Regions from separate parts of the Homo sapiens genome. Here region 1 is linked to region 2. The links are chromatin loops, found by intact Hi-C in ENCODE. Cell type or tissue: dorsolateral prefrontal cortex. All regions are shown on one strand. Each heading gives the region's core, and the rest is flanking DNA. Links, peaks and the distances in the headings are about the cores only. Region 1 overlaps TTBK1 (tau tubulin kinase 1). Region 2 overlaps ZNF318 (zinc finger protein 318).

The links. Hi-C counts contacts between places; a loop is a spot of excess contacts. Peaks named below come from ENCODE experiments on the same cell type or tissue, not always from the same donor. Only the 100,000 strongest peaks of a DNase experiment are listed, where the experiment ranks them.
Region 1: it touches region 2 in a loop (2.5-fold over the local background); 3 of 110 quality-filtered maps call a loop at or near these places.

The regions. Positions count from the first base shown.
Region 1 is chr6:43,244,914-43,249,299 of GRCh38, reverse strand. TTBK1 (tau tubulin kinase 1) reads right to left here. Exons shown (of 15, transcript NM_032538.3): 2 at 2,532-2,693. The coding sequence starts at 2,639. Among named protein-coding and RNA genes, the nearest start is that of TTBK1, 3.6 kb to the right of the region's middle. In dorsolateral prefrontal cortex, for the core only: a CTCF peak has its summit at 2,570; DNase peaks (open chromatin) are centred at 1,999 and 2,279; H3K4me3 peaks cover 2,180 bases; H3K27ac peaks cover 2,143 bases.
Region 2 is chr6:43,354,218-43,358,603 of GRCh38, reverse strand. It overlaps ZNF318 (zinc finger protein 318), which reads left to right. Exons shown (of 10, transcript NM_014345.3): 3 at 839-1,478; 4 at 2,459-3,940. Among named protein-coding and RNA genes, the nearest start is that of ZNF318, 13 kb to the left of the region's middle. In dorsolateral prefrontal cortex, for the core only: a CTCF peak has its summit at 2,531; no DNase peak of the experiment used is centred there.

The sequences.
Region 1 (4,386 bases), core at 161-4,160, 110 kb after region 2:
AATAGGATCGGCACTGGTCCTTGGGAGGAAGGAGACCTGGTTTCTTGGCCAGCTCTGGGTGACCTGGGGTGAGTTTCTTAAACTCTCTGAGCCTCCACTCTTCCTCCTCTGTGAAATGAATAGAGTTGGACTAGAATTGGTCACAAAGGTTTCTTCAGCTCAGTGGTCCTGATTCTTGGATGGGCTGATTCTTGTCAGACAGACCTGACAAGAATCAGCCCATGACACCTACTAGTCATGGAAATTTGGCAAATTAGCTAAGCAATTTCCTCAGTTTCCACACCTGTGAAATGGGATTAATAAATGGGAATACAAATCTACTTGGTAAGTTCTTGAGATAATGCACATGAGGCATTTTGCACAATGCCTGGCAACAGTGAATGCTCAAAACAAATACTAAGTCATTATTACTATTATTGTTTGCTATTCTGATTCTGAGAAGCACCCCTCAAGATGAATAAGATGTTATTATTTTATGTTTTTAGAGACAGGTTGACCAAGCTGGATTTGAACTCCTGGGCTCAAGCGATCCTCCTGCCTCAGCCTGCCAAGTATTGAGGATTTATTTATTTATTTAGAGGAGGAGTCTTGCTCTGTCGCCCAGGCTGGGGTGCAATGGCATGATCTCAGTTCACTGCAACCTCTGCCTTCCAGGTTCAAGTGATTCTCCTGCCTCAGCCTCCCAGGTAGCTGGGATTACAGGCGCCCACTGCCACACCCGGCTAATTTTTGTATTTTTAGTAGAGATGAGGTTTCACCGTGTTGGCCAGCCTGGTCTCGAACTCGTGACCCCAAGTGATCCTCCCACCTCAACCTCCCAAAGTGCTGGGATTACAGGTATGGGCCACCATGCCTGGTCCACGTATTTATTTTTAAATGCCACATCTAGTGCCACTGACCCCCTTTTTCTTCTGGCCACCAAGATCTATGGGCAGTTTGCCTTGGTTCTTGAGCTCTGCCTCCCACCTCAGTGCCATCCTCACTTGGAACAGGCTGAAGGGAAGCATGTGGCCCCTCACCCTCTCTAACACTCCAGGGGTGGGGGTCGGAGGTGAGGAGAGGTTGCCATGCTTGCCCTCCCCCCAGCTCCCTGCTCCATTTCGCTCCCCACTCATCTTCTACTCCTTCCCTCAGAAATCACAAAAAAGTTCCAGCCTAAACTCAACATGTGTGTAAAAACTGTCTTTTCCTCACCACTTCAGTGCAAATGTCATTCTGCCTCCAATCCGCCAGAAACTAAGCTCCGGTGCCAGGGGCCCCGAGGTTTCAGAGGAACACTCCTGTCTTCGCCAGACCCTCGTTCCTTTTATTACTGCCCTGGCTCTTCCTCCCCCGATTTCTGTACTCTCCCTCTCAGGAAGTCCCCCTCTGGGACATAAACAGCCCCTTTCCTCATCCCTTGGGGACCCCTAGAAGTCTCCTCCTCTTCATCCCTTCCACTCCCAACCCCCAGTCCCAGAGACATCTCTGAAAACGTCGCCACCGTTGCCTCTTTCTAGGTTTCTAGGGGACTTGCACGGCCGGTGGCTGTTGCCGTGGAGACCCGCCTGCACCCGGGCCTCACCCTCCTCTCCAACCCCGCACTCCCGTGAACTGAGCCTCCCCACTAAAGCACGCGGGTGCGCACACGCGCCAAGCACACACGCACACACACACGACTCAGAGGTCAGGAGTGTACCTGACCTCTGTTGTTCTCCCTCCCCTCCCCCTGGCTCCCCACTCCGGTGCAGTCCCACAGGCTCACACACGGGTTTCCCCACACTGCCGCCCACAGTCTGCCCCACATTATCCTGCCCCCACAATAATAAGAGGACACCAGAGCGCTATTAAGTGACGGAAAAAGGGAGGTGATTTACAGTAGGTCTCGCTCCCCAAATACTATCATTCCCCCAGCCCTCACGCCCCCGCTCCGAGGCAGGCCCGGCTCCCGAGGAGGCTGAGACTACAACTCCCAGCAGGCCGAGCAGCCCGAAGCCCCGGGCTGGAGGAGCAGGGCACGCCGGGAGATGGAGTCTCGCCGTGCTGCACCTGCCGCAGGACCCGGCGAGGGGAGGAGGCTGGATGGAGAAGATGGAGTGCGGGTGCGGCGGGAGCAGCCTGCAGGGCCTCTTTCCCCAAACCCAAGCCTTTCCGTCCTCTGCGGAAGCGGAGGGACACATGCTCGTCCACTGCCCTTCTCCAAGGTCCGTCAGAGAAAAAGCTCCCTCCCCCACCCCTCTTCCTCCTCCGCCACACTGGCCTCTGCAGCTCCTGCCCAGACATCCAACCAGGAGTTGTTCCGGGCTTGGCCTGACCAACGTGACCTAGCGGGAAGAGGGGTGAGAGAGGGCGGGGCTCGAGAGAGGGCACTGGGAGAAAGCTATTGTCCACACGTGTTGGCAAAAATAATGACATGCAAGCAGTATGCAAATGAGCTTAGAGGCACCTCCCTCTTAGGGTAGGGGAGCGGAGGGCACCGGTTTTAACAAGTCTCCAGGTCCTCGCCTCCCTCCCCGCTACCCTCCCTCTGTCCCGCCGGGTCACTCACTCACCACCTTCCAGCGATCCTTGACCACGTAGTTGGCCGGCAGGATGTCGGCCTGCTCCCCTCCCCCACTCATGTTGGTTTCGTCCTTAAGGGCGGCCGCTAGGCACTGCATCCGCCAGCCAGAGGGAGGGGTGTCCGCCGGGCCTGCCCTGAGGGGGCCATCTACCTAGGGGAGTGAGGAGGGCCTGTGAGGGCGGGCTGCGGACCCAGGACCACCTGGCAGATATGGAGGAGAGGAGCTCCACTCCTGCTCTGCATTCTTCCTGGCCCCACTGGACAGATGCTCCAGGAGTTACCAGGGGAAAGATTGTATAAAGGCCAGTGCAAGGGAGATACAGACTACAAACTAGAGATGTTTAAAATCAGCAACAGGACACACATGTTGACCAATGAAGAAGAGGAAAATGACAGTGAACAGGCCGAGGGGAGAGAGACATACTCTAACTGATGCCAGGAAGACTTGCTGACCAAGGGGGCATACCAGACTGGGACCCTTTCCCTTGTAGGGGAGGCCTGGGCTTTGGCTCCCCCTTAGGGGAGTCCCTGTGCCACAAAATGTCCATGGAGCTGTGCAACAGAGGCTTAGTGAAAAGGGAAGACCTGCTACCCAAGGGGTGACCCATGGGACACCCACACCAAAGTGACCTGCTAATCAGCCCTGGGAGATGTGGTAATCAAGAAAATGAGGGGAGGCACTAAAGCCCCTTGAGGGTGGTGTTAACTGAGGGGGATGGATGTGCTGAGAGTCATACACCTTTCTCAGGGTGAGCTGAACCCACTGACACAGCCATGGGGTTGGGAGGTCAGGATATAAGAGATGGGGTGAACACAGGTGATGGACTCAAGACATGGATTTCAGATAGACAGCAACCTTGTGGCCACTCCAGAGGGACAGAAGTGGGCTGAACTGGGGAGGACAGGAAAATGGAAGGGGCCTAGCAGGAGGCAGGAGAAGTGAAAGAGAACAGCAGGTCTGGGTGGGCATGGGGTGAGAAAGCCTCTGACCACACCTTTCTGTGTCTGCTTAGGAATCGACAAGAAAGAACACATCTCTCCTCGAATTAGGACAGGTAGAATTTAGATATCAGGGAGAGTTTCCCAACGGCGGGGGTTGGGAAAGACAGGCACATGTTACCGGAGAAATGCCCATGTGTGCGTGTGTGTATGTCTGTGTGTGTATCTGTGCATGTATCCTTCTGTGTGTGTATGTTTCTTTGTGTGTCTTTCTTTGTCTATCTTTTCTGTGTGTCTGTGTGCTTTTCTACATGTATCTCTGTATCTGTGTGTTCTTGTGTGTGTTTTGTGTCTGTGTGTGATATGCATGTGTGTAGGCAAGGGGCCAGAAGACATGACTTTCTGAGATTTCTGCCAACCCAGGACAGGATTTGGAACCAGGATATTTTCCTCTTCTCTTTCCCTCACACTTTTTAGAAGCACACTACCGTGCCCTCACAACGACCCTGGAGAGTCACAAATAGAGAAAGAGGGAAGTTACTTAGGCTGGGGTTTGGGGGTTGCGGGTCGGGGGAGGAAGGTGGCTAAAGAGATGTATAGATGGGGTAGAAACTACATAAACCCACCTTTCCTTGGGATGAAATAACTTCCCAGGGCTCTTGCATCTAGACATCCTGCCATAGGGGACAGGGTGGGACGTGGAGGTGTGGAAACCACCTTCTAATTCATGATGGGCCATGGTGGACATATGGAGAAGGGATCTTCATGGGGAGGGACGCTGCCACTCCTTTTCTCTTTCTTCAAGTGACTAAGCTGAGCTGTTTCCTCCAATCCTTACAACTTCAGAGCATCAGGACTTCCCTCTTTCTGCCAAAGTGGGATATGGGGCATCAGGAATTTGAAGG
Region 2 (4,386 bases), core at 158-4,157:
CCAGCCTGGGTGACAGAGCAAGACTCTGTCTTAAACAAAACAGGCTGGGCGCGGTGGCTCATGCCTGTAATCCCAGCACTTTGGGAGGCCAAGGCGGGCTGATCACTAGGTCAGGAGATCAAGACCATCCTGGCTAACATGGTGAAACCCTGTCTCTACTAAAAAATCAGAAAAAAAAAAAAAAAAAAATTAGCCGGGTGTGATGGCTGGTGCCTATAGGCCCAGTTACTCGGGAGACTGAGGCAGGAGAATGGCGTGAACCTGAGAGGCGGAGCTTGCAGTGAGCCGAGATTGCATCACTGCATTCCAGCCTGGGTGACAGAGCGAGACTCCATCTCAAAACAAAACAAAAAAATCCCATTGATCTGGACTGGTGTTTCTCAAACTTTAAAGTACAGACAAATCACCTGGAGATCTTGTTAAAATGCAGATTCTAGTTCAGATCTGCTTGGGGTGGAGCTTTGAGAAGCTATATTTCTAAAAAGTTCCCAGGTAATGCTAATGCTGTTTCGTCCGCACTACACTTTCAGTAGCAAAGAGCTAGAATTTAGCTTGTGTGGAGTTGTGTAACTTCCATGATATTCTGCATGCCCTAAGTCTAGTCGGAGAAATTACCCAAGAGATCTATCTAGATATGTTGGTAATATTACCTCTTGGTTAGAGGCTAAAGCTGCTTGTTCCCCTGGGGAAAGGGAGAGGAAATGTTCTTGGACTTCATGATTATAGTCTTTTGCCCTAAGCATTTTATAGCCCCCTTGACAAACACCAGTCTCTTAGCCTTGTCTGCTCTTATTCTTTCCAAGTCCATTTGTTCAATGATGCTTCTCTTTTTCCTCAGGGATGACCTGACTGATGATTCTGTCTTCACTCGAAGCTCCCAGTGCTCTCGGGGTCTTGAGCGATATATTTCCCAGGAGGAAGGGCCTCTCAGTCCCTTCTTGGGACAACTTGATGAGGACTACCGAACAAAAGAAACTTTCCTGCATCGATCTGATTATAGTCCCCATATCAGTTGTCATGATGAGCTGTTGCGGGGAACAGAACGGAATCGAGAAAAACTCAAAGGCTACTCCATACGATCTGAAGAAAGGAGCCGGGAGGCCAAAAGACCCCGTTATGATGACACAGTGAAGATAAACAGCATGGGAGGGGATCACCCAAGTTTTACATCAGGAACTCGCAACTATCGACAGCGTAGAAGAAGCCCAAGTCCTAGGTTTCTCGACCCTGAGTTTCGAGAACTGGATCTTGCCAGACGAAAGCGAGAGGAAGAGGAGGAGCGAAGTAGGAGCTTGAGTCAGGAGCTGGTTGGAGTTGATGGTGGTGGTACTGGCTGTTCCATCCCTGGATTGTCAGGTGTCCTAACAGCATCGGAGCCAGGATATTCTTTGCATCGGCCTGAGGAAGTATCTGTGATGCCCAAGAAATCCATTTTGAAGAAGCGGATTGAGGTGGACATAATGGAGCCCTCCATGCAGGTCTCTGCTGCATTTCTTGTAGGGCCTCTTGCTAGTCTCCCTAATATCTTAAAGCCTGCTTACTTTCCTGTGGGCTATGTTCCTAATGGTATCTTTGTAATATGTGCTGGACCGACATTGTGAGCTACACCTTCTAGGACTCTCCAAACGAAACTGTAGGCCTTTTAATGCATCAGTAGAGGGTTCTATTGCTGTATATTAGGCTTTATATTAATAAATAGATATTTTGGAGAGTACTGTAAGTTTTTTTACTTAAATTGGATTATCCTTTGGCAATCTTTGAGTATGGGTTTGTTGGAAATGAACCTTGAAGGGCAAGGGGAGGAGGTGATCTCAATTTTCTCATCTCTCTTTAGAGAGAAGACAAGATGTATGAGTTGTAGGACACTGGACTAGAAATCAGATGATTCTGATTTTGGACCCACTTCTGCCACCAACTTACTGTGATTTTTAGACAAGTCACCTCACCATTCTGAGCCTTGATATTTTTCCCTGACCTGTGAAAGGATGGTCAGACCACTAGTGGAAAGACCACTAGTTTTTAGCTGTCCTCTTAGGAGATAAAGGCTTCTGAAGAGGTTCCCAAGCAAAGGAATGCTGATGAGTTAGCGTTCCAGAGTTTCCTCTCCCCACTTCAGCCAAAGCAGCTTTTTTTTTCCTTTTCTTTTGGGGATCCATAGAAAAGAAAACAAGCTAGGGGATCTCTAAAATTCTTTTGAATTCAAATTCCTTTTAACAAATAGATAAAGGTGAGGATTCCATCCAGTTTGCCTCACTTCCTGTTTCTCCTCAACAGTAGAAACATCTGGAGATAAGGGGATTCACATTTTGAATCTGGCTAAGGATACTTTTCCTCCCTTTTATCCATACTTGTATCTCACCTGTTAATTCAGGAAGACCAAAGTATTTAAGTATTTATCTCAATTACTAATGTTCTGAGATTCTGCATAAGACTAAATCAGTTGTGTTTGTCTTTGCAGCTTGAGAGTTTTTCCAGCAGTACCAGCTCCAGCCAGGATCACCCTCTCTACTCTGGGCACCCATCCCTTCCACTAAGTGGTGCTATTGCTGCTTTTGCCTCAGAGATTGAAAACAAGGGGACTATGGTAGAGACTGCCTTGAAGGAACCTCAGGGCAACCTCTACCAATGGGGTCCCCTTCCTGGGATTCCCAAAGACAACAGTCCTCTCAGAGAAAAATTTGGAAGTTTTCTATGCCACAAGGATAATTTGGATTTGAAGGCTGAGGGACCTGAGCGACACACAGACTTCCTGCTGCCCCATGAGAGAGCTAGCCAGGATGGCAGTGGTTTTTCCCGCATTCTGAGCATGTTGGCTGATTCTACCAGTACACAGGAAAAAAGGCGACGTAGCTTTCCCGACATTGAAGATGAGGAGAAATTTCTCTATGGGGATGAAGAAGAGGATTTAAAGGCAGAATCCGTACCAAAGCCCCTTGGGAGCTCTGAGAGTGAAGTTATGAGGCAGAAGGCAAGCTCCCTGCCGTCTTCAGCTCCAGCTGTAAAGCTAGAATCACTAGAAGAGACCAATCCAGAATATGCGAAGATCCATGACTTGCTCAAGACAATAGGGCTGGATATTGGAGTAGCAGAGATTAGTCAATTGGCTGCACGCACCCAGGAACGACTTCATGGCAAGAAGCCATCATTACGCTCCTCAGCTGACCGCCGTTCCTCAGTTGACCGATACTTTTCAGCTGACCACTGTTCCTCAGTTGACCACCGCTTCTCAGCTGACCGCTGTTCCTCAGTTGACCACTGCTTCTCAGCTGATCGACGTTCCTCAGATCCCCACAGACTAGAGAGCAGGGAGGCACATCATAGCAATACCCACTCTCCAGAGGTGTCCCATCCACACCCACCTTCTCCTGTGGATCCTTACCTGCTCACAAAAAACAGCCCTCCATTCCTAAAGTCTGACCATCCAGTGGGTCATATTTCAGGACCAGAGGTGGTTGGTAGTGGGTTTCAGTCATCTGTTGCAGTCAGGTGCATGTTGCCATCAGCCCCATCTGCCCCAATTAGACTTCCACACACTGCTGCTTTATCTCAGTTTCACATGCCAAGGGCCTCTCAGTTTGCTGCAGCTCGGATACCTCCGAACTACCAGGGACCTGCCATTCCCCCTGCCTCTTTTGATGCCTATAGGCACTACATGGCATATGCAGCCTCCAGATGGCCCATGTATCCCACCTCTCAACCGTCAAACCACCCTGTACCTGAACCACACAGGATAATGCCAATAACCAAACAAGCTACTCGTAGCCGTCCCAATCTTCGTGTGATCCCCACTGTGACTCCTGATAAGCCTAAGCAGAAAGAGTCTCTGCGAGGCTCAATTCCTGCGGCCCAAGTGCCTGTCCAGGTGTCCATTCCATCACTCATAAGATATAATCCAGAGAAGATCTCTGATGAGAAGAACCGTGCTTCCCAGAAGCAAAAGGTGAATATTAGCTTTGGGTATCCTGTGCCTGAGTTTTCTGTTTTGCCATAAATTTGTATATGTTTTTTAGAAGGGGCTGAAAATTTGTAAGGCTCTTTCACTTGAAGTCGTCTGGAGGCTGCTGTCATCATCCTAAGAAGTGTATATTGTTCCTCTGTTTTTCACACATGTTTTATCATTAGGACTAAACAAAAGTCTGGCCTTGGGTCCTATTGTGATTGTCAGCCTTTTTTAAGTTTAATTCTATCCAAGTTAATGGTCTTCAAACACTGTAGATAGGAACTGGGAGCCTTGAAGTCTTCAATATGATTTCGTAGTGGAGTAGGGAACCAAAATTGGGTGTGGTGAAGGAGAATCAGTAAACCTGTTTGATCCCAGTGAATTCTGTATTCTTACCCTGTAATGATTATGAGTTAAAGTTAATAACTAGTTGTTGCTTGATAATT